Regions from separate parts of the Homo sapiens genome. Here regions 2 and 3 are each linked to region 1. The links are chromatin loops, found by intact Hi-C in ENCODE. Cell type or tissue: PC-3. All regions are shown on one strand.

Evidence for each region. Peaks named below come from ENCODE experiments on the same cell type or tissue, not always from the same donor. Only the 100,000 strongest peaks of a DNase experiment are listed, where the experiment ranks them.
Region 2: it touches region 1 in a loop (6-fold over the local background); 1 of 110 quality-filtered maps calls a loop at or near these places.
Region 3: it touches region 1 in a loop (2.3-fold over the local background); 1 of 110 quality-filtered maps calls a loop at or near these places.

The regions. Positions count from the first base shown.
Region 1 is chr2:195,363,223-195,365,722 of GRCh38, forward strand. All of the region lies in intron 1 of LOC105376755 (a long non-coding RNA gene), which reads right to left. Among named protein-coding and RNA genes, the nearest start is that of LINC01825, 170 kb to the right of the region's middle. In PC-3, no CTCF peak of the experiment used is centred here; DNase peaks (open chromatin) are centred at 479, 1,019 and 1,469; H3K4me3 peaks cover 464 bases; H3K27ac peaks cover 2,160 bases.
Region 2 is chr2:195,543,211-195,545,710 of GRCh38, forward strand. No RefSeq gene overlaps it. Among named protein-coding and RNA genes, the nearest start is that of LINC01825, 11 kb to the left of the region's middle. In PC-3, no CTCF peak of the experiment used is centred here; a DNase peak (open chromatin) is centred at 1,451; H3K4me3 peaks cover 350 bases; H3K27ac peaks cover 1,432 bases.
Region 3 is chr2:195,410,100-195,412,599 of GRCh38, forward strand. No RefSeq gene overlaps it. Among named protein-coding and RNA genes, the nearest start is that of LINC01825, 120 kb to the right of the region's middle. In PC-3, no CTCF peak of the experiment used is centred here; a DNase peak (open chromatin) is centred at 1,332; H3K27ac peaks cover 600 bases.

The DNA.
Region 1 (2,500 bases):
ACAAATTATATATCATAAACATAGCTCAGCCAACATGTACCTAATTCAGTTGGCTATTCCAAAGGAAGACAGAACTACCTGTTCCTGAGTACCGTAGAAAAATGGTGTCCTAGGGTGAGATATGTCTTAACAATAAATGACACCTCCTACTATCCCCAACCTAGATTTCACAATGTCCAAGGTGGCATGGTGCAGTGTCACTTAATTTCTAGACAAGAAGACAGGCCCCAAACATTTCAACATACTAAAGTTTGTCACTGAAAGCTCTGTAGGAACAGAAAAAAAAAGCGTTGTGAGTGCCCAGAGATGTGCTGAATACCTATGGGAACAGTTCAGATCTCATTTATACTTCAATATACAAACAGTTCCAGCAGTATGTACACTCAAGTATAAATGATCTCATTTAATCATGTAAGTATTCAGGTATGAATGAGATCATTTATACTTGAATATTTGGTTATACACAGTTGGTTACACACAGTTCCAGCAGGATTCAGTGGTTACTGCCTGTGCTGTTGTGTCATACAAAGTTTCCACTTTGTTTATTTTGGATATTATTTAAATTTCCTCTTTGTGTTTCCTACAAAAATTTTAAACATTGCCTTTGATCTTTTCTTTTTATTCAGCTAGCTTGACTCCCTGAAATTCCAAGATATGTTTTGGCACAAGACAAAAAGAGCTGAATAGATTAAATATTTTTCTAATTCTTTTTTAAACTTTGAAGAAAGACAAGTTAAAAGTTATTGTCGATACCATGTGACTTAATCAAAGGTGCTGAATGTGTTTTTTATATGCACTTCAGAAGAATATTTGCTACTTATATCCTTTGAATAATACAGTTGAATCTCTTAGCTCATTTTTCCTTTAACAAAATTGTTAATTTAAGATCTTTTTAATGCTTTATTTTTAATTACTGGAGAAAGCCTTGAGCATTCCAAGAACGTAAGATTTAAAAATAATAATAAAGTAAGCTTCTGTTTGCTGAAGCTAACCCTTTGAATGTGGATGACTAATGTTTGGGGAATGAATAATCATTGTTCATAATTGTGGGTGGTAGTTTCTACACAGCCTGTGGACTAGTTTGTTAATCAAAGTACAATTTCATTTTTGTCTTATATAACCCAATATAAATTATTTGGGATATTGGAAACGTAGGTAAATTTTTAATAAACCAAATATTATTACAGGAAAGAATTCTGAATAATAAAGCCAGTGTTTTGTTGATCTTACTGCTGCCAGTTAACAGTTACTGACTCTGCCTTCTGACTCTGTAATGGTCATTCTCTTCTGACAAAGTATGAGTGTGGACTCTGGTCTGAGAATGGAAAGGAGAGATGTCCTCTTCCTGCTATCCTTCTCCCACAGAAGTCTCTGCAGACATAATAGATGCCTTCTATTGGTAGATTGGGCTCCAGCCTGAGCTGGACTGGGCTTCTGAGCCCTGGTTTCATGTTACTGTGAGAGGAATTCATGGAGCCTGATATGGTTTGGCTGTGTCTCCACCCAAATCACATCTTTAATTGTAGCTCCCATAATCCCCATGTATCATGGGAGGGATCGAGTGGGAGGTAATTGAATCATGGGGGCAGGTTTTTCCTGTGTTGTTCTTGTGAAAGTGAGTAAGTCTCATGACATTTGATGGTTTTATAAAAGGCAGTTCCCCTGCACACGTTCTCTTGCCTGCTGCCTTGTAAGACGTGCCTTTGCTCCTCCTTCACCTTCTACCATGATTGTGAGGCTTCTCCAGCCATGTGGAACTGTGATTCATAAATTACCCAGTCTCAGGTATGTCTTTATTAGCAGTGTGAAAATAGACTAATATAGAGCCTCAGTAGATCCATCCTGATATGGAGGCCACTCATCTCTCAGACACTGGTATCAAAACTTTAAACTTCTGTTCAATATCACTTCCTAGCATTGCAGTTGCCTTCTGGGACTTCAGCCAGCATGGTGGGCTCTAACGCCCCACCCTCTTATACCCTCTTTTCTCTCTCCTGGGAATTTGATCTTATTTCCCCTATGCCCAACGAAAGCTTAAGGTTGTACTGTACATGTGCCAACTTCCAGGCTCACATCAGCCTCCTGACTCCATCTCTGACCAATGAGTTCTCCCACTACTGTGCCAACCACCAGATGACTTCTCTGCGGATTCAGCTCTGGATTCCATCAAGGAACCAATGATGCTCCTTTGATTACCATAAAATGGCACATAGTAGGACTCACTCAGAGGCCAGCCCCCACTTCTCCTCAGTCCTTATTTCTTCACTTTCTCTCCTAAGGGGGTCCCAGCATATTTGTCAGTTCAAACTAATTTGGCAACCACCCACCCATGGCTGAATCTATGCACGACTGTCCTAAAAAAAAGTGTGGCAACTGCATTCCAGGGCTCAAAGACACTGCAGGCCCCACCTCCCACCTCCATCAAAATGCTTTTGCTTTTAGCTGTTATTCCCTGTTTCTGCCTACTGTTTTGTAACTGGATTTTGTCTCTCTGCTTAGT
Region 2 (2,500 bases), 180 kb after region 1:
TTCCCCATTTCTAGGTAATTGTTACATCAGCACCTTACTCCCACTACCAATTTCTGTCTTAGTTCAGGCTGCTAAAACAGCATTGATGGGGTGGTTTGAACAACAAACATTTACTTCTAGCAGTTCTGCAAGCTTGGAAGTTAAAGATCAAGGCACCAGCAGATTCAGTGTTTGCTGAGAGCTCTCTTTCTGGTTTGCCGAAGACGGTATTCTTGTTGTATCTTTACCTGGCCAAGAAAGAAATCATCTCCCTCATGTTTCTTCTTATAAGGGCACTAATCCCATTCATGAGGGCTCTACTCTTAGGACCTAATTCCCTCCCAAAGGCTCCACCTCCCAATACCATCACATTAGGGGTTAGGATTCCGATGTATGGATTTGGGGGGGACTCAAACAGTCCATTATGCTTAGGCTTTTCATCTGAAATAGTGCATTGGTTACCAAAACCAAATCAAAATGATTAATAATAAGAACAATAATAAAAGTAGCAGCTAGAGTAATAGCCAACCAAAAACTGAATGTTTACTTTGTACTTTACAAAACACTTTACATATATTATTCCATTTATTCCTCATCATAATTCTACAAGTAAGAAACTATTATTAACATTGAGTATACATAGACACAAAGAAGAGAAGAATAGACACCAGGGCCTACTTGAGGGTGGATGGTGGGAGAAAGGTAAGGTTTGAAAAACTACCCACTGGGGCCGGCGCAGCGGCTCACACCTATGATCCCAGCACTTTCGGAGGCCGAGGCAGATGGATTACCTGAGGTCAGGAGTTTGACACCAGCCTGGCCAACATGGTGAAACCCTGGCTCTACCAAAAATACAAAAATTAGCAGGGCATGGTAGTGGGTGCCTATAATCCCAGCTACGCGGGAGGCTGAGGCAGTAGAATCACTTGAACCTGGGAGGCGAAGGTTGCAGTGAGCCAAGATTGCGCCATTGCACTCCAGCCTGGGCAACAAAAGAGAAACTATGTCTGAATAAAAAAAGGGGGGTGGGGGGGATGGGAGGGGAGGGGGAGGGGAGGGGAGAAAAAAAAACTATCCATTGGGTACTATGCTGATTACCTAGGTGACAAAATTATCAGTACACCAAATGCCCATGAAATGTAACAAACCTGCACATGTACTCCTGAACCTAAAATAAAAGTTGGAAAGAAAAAGAAACTATTATTATGCCTATTTTCCATGGAAAGCTATTTAACTAGAAAAACTCAACTCAGCAGCTAATTAATAGATGCCATACCAGAAACAATAAAGTAGCAGGTGATTACCCTCCTGCTGTTACTACAGCAGATAGGCCAAATCAATTTATTTCAACAAATGTTTATAAAGTTCCTAGCACGTACCAGTACTACACTATGCACTGGGGATACAAAGAAAGGGTTAGTCATGGGCCCTGCCAAGGAGCTCATAATCTGGTGATGAGTATTTTAAAGGCAAAAAACAAGAGGCAGTAAGATTCGTTAAGTGTACTACAGGAGTATGGGATATACAGAGAAGGAAGTGAATCATATCATGTAAACTTTTTTATCTCAAAAAACAACACTAAGTTACACATTAACTGGAAGAACAGCAGCAGCAATAAGAGTGTAAGCAAAAAATGAGTGTGAGGGAAAGTACATAAAACAGTGTCTTGGTGTTTTTATATCTTTTCATATTTTTATATAGGTTTCTGGATTTGATTTGAAGCATACAAATGGTGATAACAAGCAAGTAGAGAGATACACTATTTCATTTTTCCCAATACTTTTTAAAAAAACGTTTGTTAGCTTTCTTTACCAACCTTTTATCTCAATACCTAGGAAAGTCTATTGAATCAATGCAATCAAATTTAGAAATAGTTCTTGGCAATGACCCAAATTGGCAAGCAGATTAACTAATTGGATTTTTAGTCTCTATCAATAATGACACTAGTTCATTAAAATTGCTATACATTTTAGTGTAGAAAAATTTAGGCCAGGCACAGTGGCTCACACCTATAATCCCAGCACTTTGGGAGGCCGAGGCGGGTGGATCACCTGAGGTCGGGAGTTCAAGACCAGCCTGACCAACATGGAGAAACCCCATCTCTACTAAAAATACAAAATTAGCCGGGTGTGGTGGTGCATGCCTGTAATCCCAGCTACCCGAGAAGCTGAGGCAAGAGAATCACTTGAACCCAGGAGGCGGAGGTTTCGATGAGCAGAGATCGCGCCATTGCACTCCAGCCTAGACAACAAGAACAAAACTCCATCTCAAAAAAAAAAAAAAAAAAAAAAAAGGAAAGAAAAAAAGAAAAATTTAGAGGGGCTGGGCACAGAGGCTCACGCCTGTAATCCCAGCACTTTGGGATGCTAAGGCAGGAAGATAACTTGAGGTCAGGAGTTCGAGACCAGCCTGGGCAACATGGTGAAACACCATCTCTACTAAAAATACAAAAATTAGCCAAACGTGGTGGCACAGGCCTGTAATCCCAGGTACTCGGCAGGTGGAGGCAGGAGAATCGCTT
Region 3 (2,500 bases), 47 kb after region 1:
GCTTAAGCCGATCCTTAGCTTGCCCTGTAACCTATAACAAATTATGGCCTGGCTCAAAAATGGAAGCTTTATGAATCCCCTGCTGGCCTATTTGAACTAAGAGACTACAGAAAGTTGCTCAATAGTGATGAAAGCTGAAAGACCTAGATCATGTACAGTCCATCCTAGAACAGTGTGGGCATTTGTGTCACCAGATTTAGAGGAACTGCTCTGACAGAGAGAATATGAGATAGAAATGGGATAGGCCATGCATCCCCTGAGGGAGAAGCAGATGAAAACGCTGTGTTTCTAATGTCTTCTCAGTTCTAGTTCCCAGGAGTCTTATACATACTCTATGCCTGTATTTAGATATCACTGGTTGTCTTCACCATAACCTCTGTTGGGTGCTTTTCAGTGTTTCTCTGTTCCCTTTCTTAGGCAAAATATCCTTGATACCTGCTGTGATTCAGCCTCTGAACTGTCATTCCAAGAGTTCAAAGATGACTTGGAAAGTCCCTTTTTTTAAAAATCTTGCAACCAGTTGGATAATAAATACAGGTATATTTCAAATATAACACAAAACAGACCATATATAAGAGTACAAATACAATAAAAGAACAAACGAAAGAATGTCTGGTTCAAATTAGTTGTATTGAGAAGGCTTCTTGAAGAAGGTTAAATTTTCAATGGCTCTTAAATAATGTTAGAGTTTCCAAATTAAGGAAAGTGGAGAATTATATTCTAATGCAAGGAAACAGTGTTAGCAAACATGATCTGAAATGACTTTACTAGGCAATGCATGTAGAATGAGAGAATTTAAGAGGAGATAAACATGGCACATCCCATAGAATTTGGAAATTATTGTGTAGCCCATGGAGACTTTTATTTAGCGAAATTATGTTATTAACATAAGGCTGTAAAAAGCTTAAAATTTAGTATTTAGTATTCACTAGGAGTGGAGGAAGTCAAGACACCAGTTATTAGGCTAACTGATTATAGTAGGCCTGATTCTAGAAGTATTTAGAAGACCTAAAAGTTATTTTCTGGATTATATGTATAAGCAAAATTCAAGGAAATCTGTTTACTAGGACAAGGTTCCACAAGTCTCAGGAGAAAAGGTTGGAAAAGGAAGAGGATGTGCCAGGAGGAGAGGAAGGGCAAGGCAGTGCAATATTTAAAGTCTGTGAGAAAATAGAAACTGAGAATGGCAGCCAAGGACAACAGAGTTGAGAAGCAGAGTGAAATTAATTAGCCTTAAGGGTCCAAAGGAATTCAGTTGTAAAGTAATTGCAGTGGTTTACGTTTATAGCAGAGGAACAATTTTGGAACCCACAAAAATTATCAGTGTATCAGGGTGACTCAGTTTGGTCAGTGAGTAATCAGACCCATGAAAAGCAAATGACTGCATTGGCTATTTAGAACTCACCGGCCGGGTGCGGTGGCTCACGCCTGCAATCCCAGCACTTTGGGAGGCCGAGGCAGGCAGATCACGAGGTCTGCAGATCGAGACCATTCTAGCTAACACAGTGAAACCCGGTCTCTAGTAAAAATACAAAAAATTAGCCAAACGTGGTGGCAGGCGCCTGTAGTCCCAGCTACTCGGGAGACTGAGGCAGAAGAATGTCGTGAACCCAGGAGGCGGAGCATGCAGTGAGCCAAATCGCACCACTGCACTCCAGCCTAGCAACAGGCTGAGACTCTGTCCCAAAAATAAATAAATAAATAAATAAATAAAAACATAGAACTCACTTTAGCTATATTTCTTGATCCTGGGAAAATCCCTGCACAACCTAACTCCTTTGAAGGATATCAAAACCATACTATAATAAATATGAGACATTTATATTTCTGAAAAGGCACTAATGCCTTTAAAGTGAAAAGTGTTATTCTTTTTCCCCTTAGTAGACCATGATAAATTGTATTAAAAATTGCAAATACTCTAGCAATCTAAAATTTAAAATATCAATCTAGATATCATATTATTTATGAAGCAATCACTAGAAATCACTTGACCTCTTTCTGCCTTTTCCAAGTGGCTTGAACAATCACTTGGTACATGGTAGTGCTTAACTTACTTAGAAATTATTCAACTAAGTATATTTATATGCTCTAGGCTATGAGGAGTCGGGCATTGATAAGGGAGTTAGCCATTAAAAGATACATTCCTTTATTGTCTCCTCATTCATTATTTTGTTCTCAGATAAAACAGTAATCTCCTACAAAACAATCCTATGTATGAACTGAAGCATTGTTTTCTTTCAGGGGTGGAGGATGAGAGGAAGACTGTCAGCATGTTGTTCTTGATATTTTACATTATTTGGAAAACTATGTTCACTCATTGAAAAACATTTGAACTAACATATAATGTAGATTATTAAGAATTTGATGAACCAAGAGTATTGAATAGCCTGGGTATTTAAAATAAAAATAATGAATCAAAATAGGGAAAGAAACCCCAATCATAACAAAATAAAGGAATGGTAAAAGTCCCATACTATGAAAAATACCTGCCTACTAAATC